Linked DNA regions of Homo sapiens: region 1 is linked to region 2. Evidence: chromatin contacts called from ENCODE Hi-C or POLR2A ChIA-PET data. All regions are on one chromosome and are shown on one strand. The core of a region is the stretch at or near the end of the contact, and the rest is flanking DNA. Distances in the headings are between cores, read along the strand shown. Region 1 holds the start of CCDC180 (coiled-coil domain containing 180). Region 2 holds the start of ZNF782 (zinc finger protein 782).

Region 1 (4,874 bases), core at 472-2,971, 450 kb before region 2:
TCAGAGCTGCTGACTTCCTAGCACTCTCAGGCTGATGGTGGCTGTCTAGAAAGACATCCAGAGAGCTGCCCCCAGGAAGGTACTTTTCAGGAGGCCTTCAGCCCCAGGTCATATCCCTATAGGAGAGCTCTCCTCCCAGTAACAGTCACTCAGCCACTTCAAAGAAGGCCTCTTTCTAAGAACCTTAAATGAAGATCAAGATGAACATCTCAGCCTTTTTTATAATCACAAGAAATTGGAAAAACAGAACTGACTAATAATAGGGATTGGCTGAGTAAACATGGTATGTCTGTTTGATGGAATGTTAGGCATTTGTTAAAGATGAGACCCACAAATAATTTTTTATAACCTGAGGAAATGCTTAGGAGATGATATATGGTTAAATATATCACTTACATGCATTAGAAATTATAGAATTATAGAAATTAGAAATTAGAAATTATAACCAAAACTATACCGTATGATCTCAAAATTTAAAACGCATAGGAAAAGGCCCTGGGGGAAGTATGCCATGAGTTAAGAATGGCCTTAGAGAGAGCAGGATCATGTGAGTGATGTAATTGTTGTTTTGGCTTCTTTATACTTTTATAATTTCCAGAGGTTTTACAGATAATTATTTAAGGCTTAAATTAGGAATGCAAATCCCTTTTAAATAAGCAGTACAGAACTTCAAAGGAAGAATTTGGGTCTGTGTGTTTCTTTTAAGATCTTGTTTTGTCTATACAGTGCTTTAGAGAGAACAAGGCAATTTCAACAACCTACACTGTTGTCAAGAGGGCTTTACTTTAATACAGTTATGGGAGTCCTAGGTCAACAAGTGGGGAGCTGCTCAGTATGGTGAAATACATGGGCGCCCACGGGCATAGAAAAGGGTCTGTGAGATACTGTTATGAAGAAAAAGCAGATTTCAAAACACTAGTACAGAATGAAACCTATTTTTTAAATACAAAAATTAGTCATGTTTTTATGCATGGGAAAAACAGAGGTCACCCAGTGGTTCCATCCAGGCTATTTCTGAGTAATTTACATTTAAAATTTTAATTTAAGTTTTCTAATTTTCAAGAACTGACATTCTAATTTTGTATTGGTACGATTTAAGAACAAGCAAGAATTATTTTTAAAATCAAAGTAATTTCAAAGCCCTTGTTTTATTCAATTTCCAGTAGGGAAGCCCTGGGAGGGAGGGAAGTTTGGAAGAAAGCAAGGGAAGGGGGATGGAGAAAAGCGGGACAGAGGGCGGCTCCTACCTCAGCCTGGAAGATCTGCTGGTAGGCTTTCCCATTCGGAACCTGGGTCACCTTCCCCACTGACGACATCTTGGCCGCTGGCTGGATGCCCCTGCCGGGAAGCCGTCGTCCAGGAAACGCGTCTAGGCTTTGGTGTCTCAATTCCAATTCCTGAGGTTGGGAAATCGCCCGTCCCAAACTCAGGTTCAGGTCCAGGCGGGACGACGTCTGGCCTCGAGGCGGCACCCCAGGGCAGGACTCCCCGGGGAAGGACTCTCTGCTGGGGGGTAGGCGGCTGGGGAACGTCGACTTAGGGTTTTAACTTTCAACGAAACGATGAAACTAACCTCAGATGAGCTCTGAACTCGAGCAGGAGGCCGGTTCTCCCCGCCGCGCATGGCGCAAATCCGAAGGGACTCTGGGAACGCGAATAATACAGGATTATTGCTTGTGCTTCACTCTGCCATGCTCTTCGGGGAAAAGTTAACGGCGCTCAAGGTGTCGGTTGGGACTGGAACTCTAATGCGGCGCAGAATTCGCATCCGGGACCCTAATCCACCCTCCATGGGACACAGGGAGGAGAATTGGAGGGAGAGAGTAACCTGATTCAGGTCACGCTAATTAGGCGCCTACTGTGTGCTGAGAAGACCCAACCAGCCTCTGCCATCCCCCTCCCTAGCCCGCCAAGTAGACTGAGCAGCCCCTGGCCGTCCCCCTGAGCCCGGTAGATTGGAGGGAGGCCTTGCGTCCGGCCTGGCCGCGTCCCCGCCTGCAGAAAGCACCTCTCAAGGCAGCCAGGGCCGGTCCAGCGACAACTGCAGCTGGACGCCCATGGTCTCCAAGGCAACGCGGAGGGGAGGGACTGCCCCGGCCCCGCCCACGCTTTTCTTCCCAGGGAGGGGAGATTGCTCTTAGCAATGGGAGCGCCCCACGTGGCGTAGTGAAACTCAACTATTTCTTTCAATGCCAGTTCCTCCTCTCTACAAGGACTACAACCCCAGGGCTGCCAGGAGCAGCACTATTAAATGTTCTGAAAGGTGGTAGGATATATGAGATGTAGCACTGAGCCATCACGGTCAACAAAGTCCATCCTAACTTATTTGCCTTGGTTAAAACCAATCTCTGCTGGGGGACAGCATACGGTAGTGTTTGCCTGTAAGTTAGAAGCTGAAAGACTCTGGAAGAAACCATCTCTTTCTCATTTTAAAAGAGGTTGAGAGCTCAAAATTCAGGGATCAAGGCTTGCCTGGCCAGAGATGAAAATGCTTGTGGTTGGCACTGAACGTGGCCTCGGGTTTCCCATACATATGAGACACCCAGTGCCGCCTTACAGAATCCCTCCCTTTGGCAGTGATATGTTACAACTGCTAATAAATGCTCCCTATGCCAATTTTCTAGAATGAGTGATTGTTCTGTCCAGACTAGAATCAGAAATTAAGAAATGGTGAGTATAAAACCCTTTTATTCTCATTCTTCAGTCCTGGGTTTTATTAACAAGGTGAAGTACTGTAACAAAGATTAGATTCATTTTAGCTGGAAAAAGAAAACGTGTAGGTGACTGAGGGAAGGGATGAAAACACAATAACAAATAGGTAATGTCCAGGAATTACTTGCAGTCTCATATCTCTTTCCCATCCAAGGAGGCCCTACTGGCTTTGGCCTTGAACACTAGAAACTATTTTCCCTACCCAGATGCTTTCTGGGTTCTGGTTCCAGGCACATCTGTAATTTAGGGGTTTCTTTCTTTTTAAAAATTATATGGCTATAAATAGCAGGCATGGACATGTGAAGTATGGGATTTTGTTTTGATTAAACTCCATATTTATTGTCAAAAATTAAAAAAAAATGAAAAACTTCAATGGAGAAAGTAAAAATAACCCATAATCCCAGCACTGAGAATTTACCTCCCTTAACTTCCAAGTTTTTGAGACTGTGTTTGAGTTTGCATCAAACGTGGAAATTCGTGTTTGCCTTTTGGATGGCATTTCCATTCTCCTCCCAACCTGATAATATCATAGCGAAAGACTAACCAGTTAGAGATCATCTGGTTAGTCCACCTCCTGTGTTTAGATACGGGCAAAAAGCCAGAGATAGGGAACGGAAAGAATGACACCAGGGCCTCTGGATCTTTTTCTTGTAGCTCAGCATCATCTTTGATCTTTTCCCTCTCACTCTTAACTTTGAAAATGTCTCTTGACCCCATCCTTTTCCTTCCTCTATCCCAGGCTATTGTCTGTCTTCTGCATAGTCCAGACAAAGCAGAGCAATGAGGACCACCACAAGAGGCAAATATTTAATGAGAAGATTTAATGCCTGTAGTGACTATGAGAGGGGTGCCTTAAGTAACCCATTTTACTGATTAAGAAACTGAAATTCAGAGTCAGTGACTTGGCCAAGATCTCCAAGATAGGAAGATCTAGGATATGAATCTAGACCCTGTAATTCAAGTCTTGAACCATCTGACCTGTGACTAGCCAGAAAAAAAGTTATTTAACCAACTGATTGGATGTGCATGTTGAAGCATAGCGTACATATCTAAAAGTATAGAAATCATAAGTGAATAGCTCAATGAATTATCTGAAAGGAACGTGCCTAGTAAGCAGTACCCATAAGAAACAGAGCATTACCAACTCTTCAGAAGCCCCTTTTGTGTACCTTTCATGTCACTGCCCTCTCTTCCCCCAGGATAACAAATATTCTAACTTCTGAATTGGTTTTGCTTCTTTAAAAATTTTATTTAAATGGAACCATAGAGAATGGACTCTTTTATGTTGGGCTTATTTCATTATGTTTGTAAGTTGTATACTTTTTTTTTTTATTGAGACGGGGTCTCATTCTGTCACCCAGGCTGGAGTGCAGTGGCACAATCATAGCTCACACTGTAACCTCAGACTCCTGGGCTCAAACAATCCTCCCACTTCAGCCTCCCAAGTAGCTAGAACTACAGGCATATACCACTATACCTGGCTAATTTTTATTTTTTGTTGAGACAGAGTCTCACTATGTGGCCCACGCTGGCCTCGAACTCCTAGATTCAAGTAATCCTCCGCCTCAACCTCCTGAAGTGCTGGGATTACAGGCATGAGCCACCAGGCCAAGCCCATATATATATTTTTAATGTGTCTATGGTTTATTTCTGTATAGTATCCTATTATTAAAAAATATATACCCCATTTTATTCATCCTATTATTGATACACATTTGGATTTTTTCAATTTGGAGACTACCAATAATAATGCTGCTCTGACCATTCTTTTGTATGGTGAACATATGCAGGCATTTTTATTGGGTGTATATTTAAGAGTGGAATTGCTGAGTCATAGAATATGTGTATGTTCATCTTTAAGAGATACTACCAAAGAATTTTTGAAAATGTATCAGTTTACATACAGCAGTGTATGAGAGTTCCAGTTGCCCTACGTCCTTGCCAACATTTGATATTGTCTCCTGTTTTTATTTTAGCCACTACATGGTAGTATCATCCTATGGTTTTAATTAGCATTTTCCTTATTAGTAACAATGTGGACACATTTCGTATACTTGTTGGACATCTGGATGTCTTTTTGTGGAATGTCTAGTCAAATCTTTTGCCCAATTTTCCTGGCAGATTGTCTTTTTTCTTATTAATTTATGGGAGTTAGTTACGTA
Region 2 (5,032 bases), core at 491-2,990:
GAGGTAACAACACCTCGCAGCTCACCTTTAATCTTTACTCAGCTGTTCACTTTGCCCAGAGAGTGGGAGAAAATCTTCACAATCTATATATCTGACAAAGGACTAATATCCAGAATCTACTACGAACTCAAACAAATCAATCTCATCAAAGAAAAAAAACAAACAATCCCATCAAAAAGTGGGCTAAGGACATGAATAGACAATTCTCAAAAAAGATATACAAATGGCCAACAAACATATGAAAAAATGCTCAACATCACTAATGATAAGAGAAATCCAAATCAAAACCACCTTACTCCTGCAAGAATGGCCATAATCAAAAAATCAAAAAATAGTTGATGCTGGCATGGCTGCAGTGAACAGGGAAAACTTCTACACTGCCGGTGGGAATGTAAACTAGTACAACCACAATGGAAAACAGTGTGGAGATTCTTTAAAGAACTAAAAGTAGAACTACCATTGGATCCAGCAATCCCACTACTGGGTATCTACCCAGAGGAAAAGAAGTCATTATATGAAAAAGATACTTGCACATGCATGGTTATAGCAGCACAATTTGCGATTGCAAAAACGTGGAACCAACCCAAATACCCATCAATCAACAACTGGATAAAGAAACTGTGGTATGTATCTGATGATATACTACTTAGCCATAAAAAGGAATGAATTAATGGCATTTGCAGCGACCTGAATGAGATTGGAGACTATTATTCTAAGTGAAGTAACTCAGGAGTGGAAAAACCAAACATCGTAGTTCTCACTCATAAGTGGGAGCTAAGCTATGAGAATGCAAAGGCATAAGAATAACACAATGGGCTTTGGGGACTTGGCGGGGAATGGCGGAGGGCAGCGGGGCAAGGGATAAAAGACTACAAATGGGGTGCAGTGTATACTGCTCAGGTGATGGGTGCACCAAAATCTCACAAATCGCCACTAAAGAACTTACTCATGTAACCAAACACCATCTGTTCCCCAATAACCTACGGAAATAAAAAACAATCAGCAAAAAGCAAGAAAATTCGTTAATGCGCATGGAAACCTAAGATAATTAACATTAAATTTAAATATGTTGAATCAATAAGAGAATTCGGCAAGAAGCAATGTTAAGGGATAAAAACCAAAAGCTTTTCTCTAACACCTGCAGCACCGGGCTCGACCCGCCTTAGAACCCTCACGCCTGGGGGCGCCAGGACAGGGCTCACAGGTCAATGGGTCGGGTAGGCTGTAAAGAGACAAGGTGGAGGTTCCAGGTTGAAAATGTATAAAATTGTAAAGTAAATTCAAAGTTATATCATTTCAATGCTAAATACTTCAGTAGTGATCCCTTTTTTTAAAAAAAAAATTTCTACAAAATTCTTAATTTTTTTTCACAGTTCACAAAAGTAATGGTACTTTTTTTCAATATTTGCAATTCCCAATCCATATTCAGCTTCCCAATTGTCTCCGAAAGTCTTACGGAAAAAAAAAATGTTGGTTCAACCGGGAACCAATGGAGGGCTACTCTTTGTATTTGTCAGTAGCGTTTAAGTTTTAACCTTTAACTTCTCCCTGTTCTTGGAGAGCCTGAGCGGGAGACTTCATAAAAACTCCATCCCCGCCAATTCTGAATCGCCGAAACGTGAGGAGTCACGTCGAAGGCGGACGCAAGAGCTTATGGGAAATGTAGTCCTGAATGAGTCTGGTTCGCCGCGCAGCACTCTGGGATGGGGCTCCTGGGCTCCTTCTGCGCCTGTGCAGCCAGAGCCCCGCCTCCTCATTTGGGTTCTCGAGACTCCCGGGAAGCGGTTTGGGAAGCTCGGGGGTCGGCTCGGAAAGTAGAGGGGGCGCAGCTGGGGCGGGAGGACAGCGTTTGTGCCCGGAAGCGGGAGAGGAAGCGGGAAGTTTGTGGGATCCCCGCCCCCTGTGTCAGTGGATGCGACCGGGCGGGCCCTCGGCCTTCCCGGCCGCTGGAGAGGGACTTCGGCCGCTGGCTCCCGGGGCGGCTGAGGCTGAGCGTTGGTCCGGAGCAGGTGCCGGGTGCGGGCCGCGGTGTGCGGGACCGGAGCCCGGCGCGAGCGGCGGCGGGGGTGGGGAAAGCGCATTTGTAACGCGGGCGACAACGTGCCCGAAATCCCCGGACGGTGGGTCTGCATCGAGACCCCGAGCTCTGGAGCTGGAAAAACCCGGGTAAGTTCCATCTCTGTCAACTGGAAGCCGAGGCGAATGTAGGGACGTGGATGAGAGTCAGGTTTCTCATCTGAAAGTGAGGGTATTAATAATGACTGCTTCATGGCGTTGGTTTAAAACTTTAAGTCACCACCTGTAAAGCAAACAGCCGACTGTAGGCTACTAAGCCATGAGCGGACTGCTGCTGTTATATTTAGAAGACACTTTGTTCCATTCGTTGGGTGCCTATGTATACCTCACAACCACATCTGCATTAAATATAACTGAGGCTCAGGTCACAAGCTAGCAGTGAGGGAGCTGGGGTTCAAAGGCAGGTGTGATTTATTTCCCGTTTCAGGCGCTAATATCACACCTGCCTAAAACCAGCATTGCAGCCTTCACAGCACTTAGCAGAATGTCATGTCCCCAAATACTCAGGGAGTGGATGTAGATGGAATCTTACCATGTGTCAAATGTAGTCTGGATTTCTGGTGTGTCTTCAGATCTCTTGGGTCAGACAGGTTCCTGGCCCCTTCTGCATTGTCAGGGTGTCTCTCTTTTAAGTCTGATGTAAAGAATTCTAAGAGTCAGATTTTTGCCACTAACATGGTTTCTCAGGTCAGGTCGCAGGCTCCTTGAACAGAGCAGCCCTTGCGAGGTGGGAAGCAGGGGTCTCTGTGAACAGTTTTACCTGGAAGAGAACACCTCTCAGACCTAGGCCTCCCTCCCGAGCTTCAGAGCAGAGGCAGAAGAGCCCACAGAGGAGCAGATCCTAGATGTGTATGGTCAGAAGCAGTTCTTGATCCTCCTTCCCAGAATGAGCCAGACTTGGTGAAGCCTCCAGAAGCCACCACACAATGGGTGACAGTGGGTGGTTTGGGCCAGCTTTGAGAAGAGCAAAATGGGCTAGGTGGTGGCCAGGGACAGGCTGCTCAGGAAAGGCCACATCATTGCATAGGTCTGAGGGTAGGGGTAACCGGAGATTCTGTCCCCAGATCCCAAAGTAGCCCCCAGTCGCTTTGTTCTCCACTCTTTACAGATGCCATACTGCTGTTAACATATGTGACACTGGAGACTTTGTCCCTACCTCATAGAATCCCATGCATGATGATACATGAAGGGTTTTCCGTGGCTATCTACTTCTGATTCTTTTGAAAGCTTTAAAGACATTGGGCATGAAAGGTTCAGTGAGTTTCCGGGGATCCCTCGTTTGTGGTAGAGCCAGGAGGAAAACAGTTCCGTTCATTCTTTCACAGGTGAGTCACCAAAAGCATCTTATCCAAAGGGCCTTTTGAGAAATACATCCCAGTTAAAACATCTAAAACTCTTTGCCTTAAAGTATCTCATCTCTTTTATAAGACTTTCTGTGGATTGTCTATACCAAGGGTAAATAATATTACTAAGAAAAATAGTTAAATGATGCACACTGAATATTTTTCTGCTAAGTTAATTTTGTGTTTTGGAGACAGAGTCTCATCCTGTTGTCCAGGCAGGAGTGCAGTGGCACAAACATGGCTCACTGCAGCCTCTACCTCCTGGGCTCAAGTGATCCTCCTGCCTCAGCCTCCCAAGTAGCAGGGACCACAGGCGCATGCCACCACACCTGGCTAATTTTTTAAGTTTTTATTTTCTGTAGAGACAAGGTCATGCCATGTTGCCCAGGTTGGTCTTGAACTCCTGAGCTCAAGCTGTCCTCCCTCTTTGGCCTCCCGAAGTGCTGGGGTTACAGGCTTGAACCACAGTACCTGCTAGGTTAATTTTAATGAAAGAATAGTGTCTTACCCTGTGGTGTACTTTAATTCAACTAATCCTGTATTGTCTTTATTTTTGTGTGTGTGTTAGAAGCACATGTGCATTGTTAAATCAATTGGGAAAAGTTTATGTTCACTCAATAAAAAACAGCAGTTTAAGCCCCATAATTATTTCAGAGTTGTCGTAGACAGTGCCACCTCTACGTGGTGCTTCTCATGCCTTTTCAAGGCCTGAAGGGCCCTGTTACCTTAGGAAGGCTGCTCTCCAACTGGGTTGCTGAGATTTGGGGAGGCTAATCTAGGAGCTGTGAGGTAGGCGAGACCGTGTGACATCCTCTTTCTGTCCCCCCAGCTGAGGCTTTACAGTTCTCTATACTCTCCCAAGAGCCACAGAAAATGAACACATTTCAGGTAAGCTTTTTATTCATTCCCCACTTTGTATTGTAATGGATTTTATGAGGTTTAGATAGGCCCTTGCATTAAATGGAAAAGGAGAAATAGATAAGTAAATCTTGAGGGAAAATATATACAGTTTCACCATGAACTCTGCTGTCAGCTTTGTCAGGGTTAGTAGGTTCCCTCCAGTTACCAGTTTGCCAAGATGTCATGTTAGTCATGAATGCACATGAATTATATTAAATACTTTTTATGTATCAGAATAAATCTATAGCTGTGTCCTTGAATCTGTAAATATTGTGAATAATATAATGGATTTTCTAAAAGTAACTTGAATTCCTGTATAGACCCTAGTTGCTAATGAGTGTAGTAAGTTGCTTCTTACATGTTTTCCTAGCACTTTATGGTAATAATTTAGGATTTTTATTTCTGTGTTCACAAATTGGATTAAACTATACTTTCCTGTTTCCCTGTTCAGTTAGGGTATCATGGTTGTCTCATGAAAGGAAATGGGGCACTTTTTCTTGTTTCTTCTTTTCTAATAATTTAGAAAAATGAGAACATTGTGTTATATGTAGATTTTATGAAACTCACCTATGAATTTGGACCTTGCGAAGACTTTTTGTGTGAAGATTTTGATTATTGAATAAATGTATTAGTTCATTAGTCAGCTTCTTATAAGCTTATACTGGAGTTGTACTTTTTCAATATAATTTTTGTCATTACATTTTCATAGAAAA

What was found. A loop is a pair of places that touch in the nucleus more often than their neighbours do. ChIA-PET counts read pairs that join two places held with the same protein, here RNA polymerase II (POLR2A). Pooled maps may share reads with other maps.
Region 1: a loop to region 2 is called in a pooled map of heart left ventricle, with 5 times the contacts of the local background. The contact joins the promoter of CCDC180 here to the promoter of ZNF782 in region 2. A Hi-C loop is called at or near these places in 1 of 168 maps with a recorded cell type or tissue (naive thymus-derived CD4-positive, alpha-beta T cell), 3 of 37 single-sample maps with no recorded cell type and 8 of 50 pooled maps. POLR2A ChIA-PET finds 5 or more read pairs at or near these places in 2 of 52 experiments (Caco-2 and activated CD4-positive, alpha-beta T cell).

The regions. Positions count from the first base shown.
Region 1 is chr9:97,304,506-97,309,379 of GRCh38, reverse strand. CCDC180 (coiled-coil domain containing 180) reads right to left here and starts at 1,721. Exons shown (of 37, transcript NM_020893.6): 1 at 1,574-1,721; 2 at 1,248-1,397. The coding sequence starts at 1,316. SUGT1P4-STRA6LP-CCDC180 (SUGT1P4-STRA6LP-CCDC180 readthrough) reads right to left here. Exons shown (of 45, transcript NR_036529.1): 13 at 1,574-1,644; 14 at 1,248-1,397. RefSeq lists enhancers at 1,516-2,016, 1,959-2,253 and a silencer at 1,959-2,253.
Region 2 is chr9:96,851,222-96,856,253 of GRCh38, reverse strand. ZNF782 (zinc finger protein 782) reads left to right here and starts at 1,740. Exons shown (of 6, transcript NM_001001662.3): 1 at 1,740-2,166; 2 at 3,185-3,401; 3 at 4,249-4,307. The coding sequence starts at 4,293. RefSeq lists silencers at 1,968-2,037, 2,318-2,407.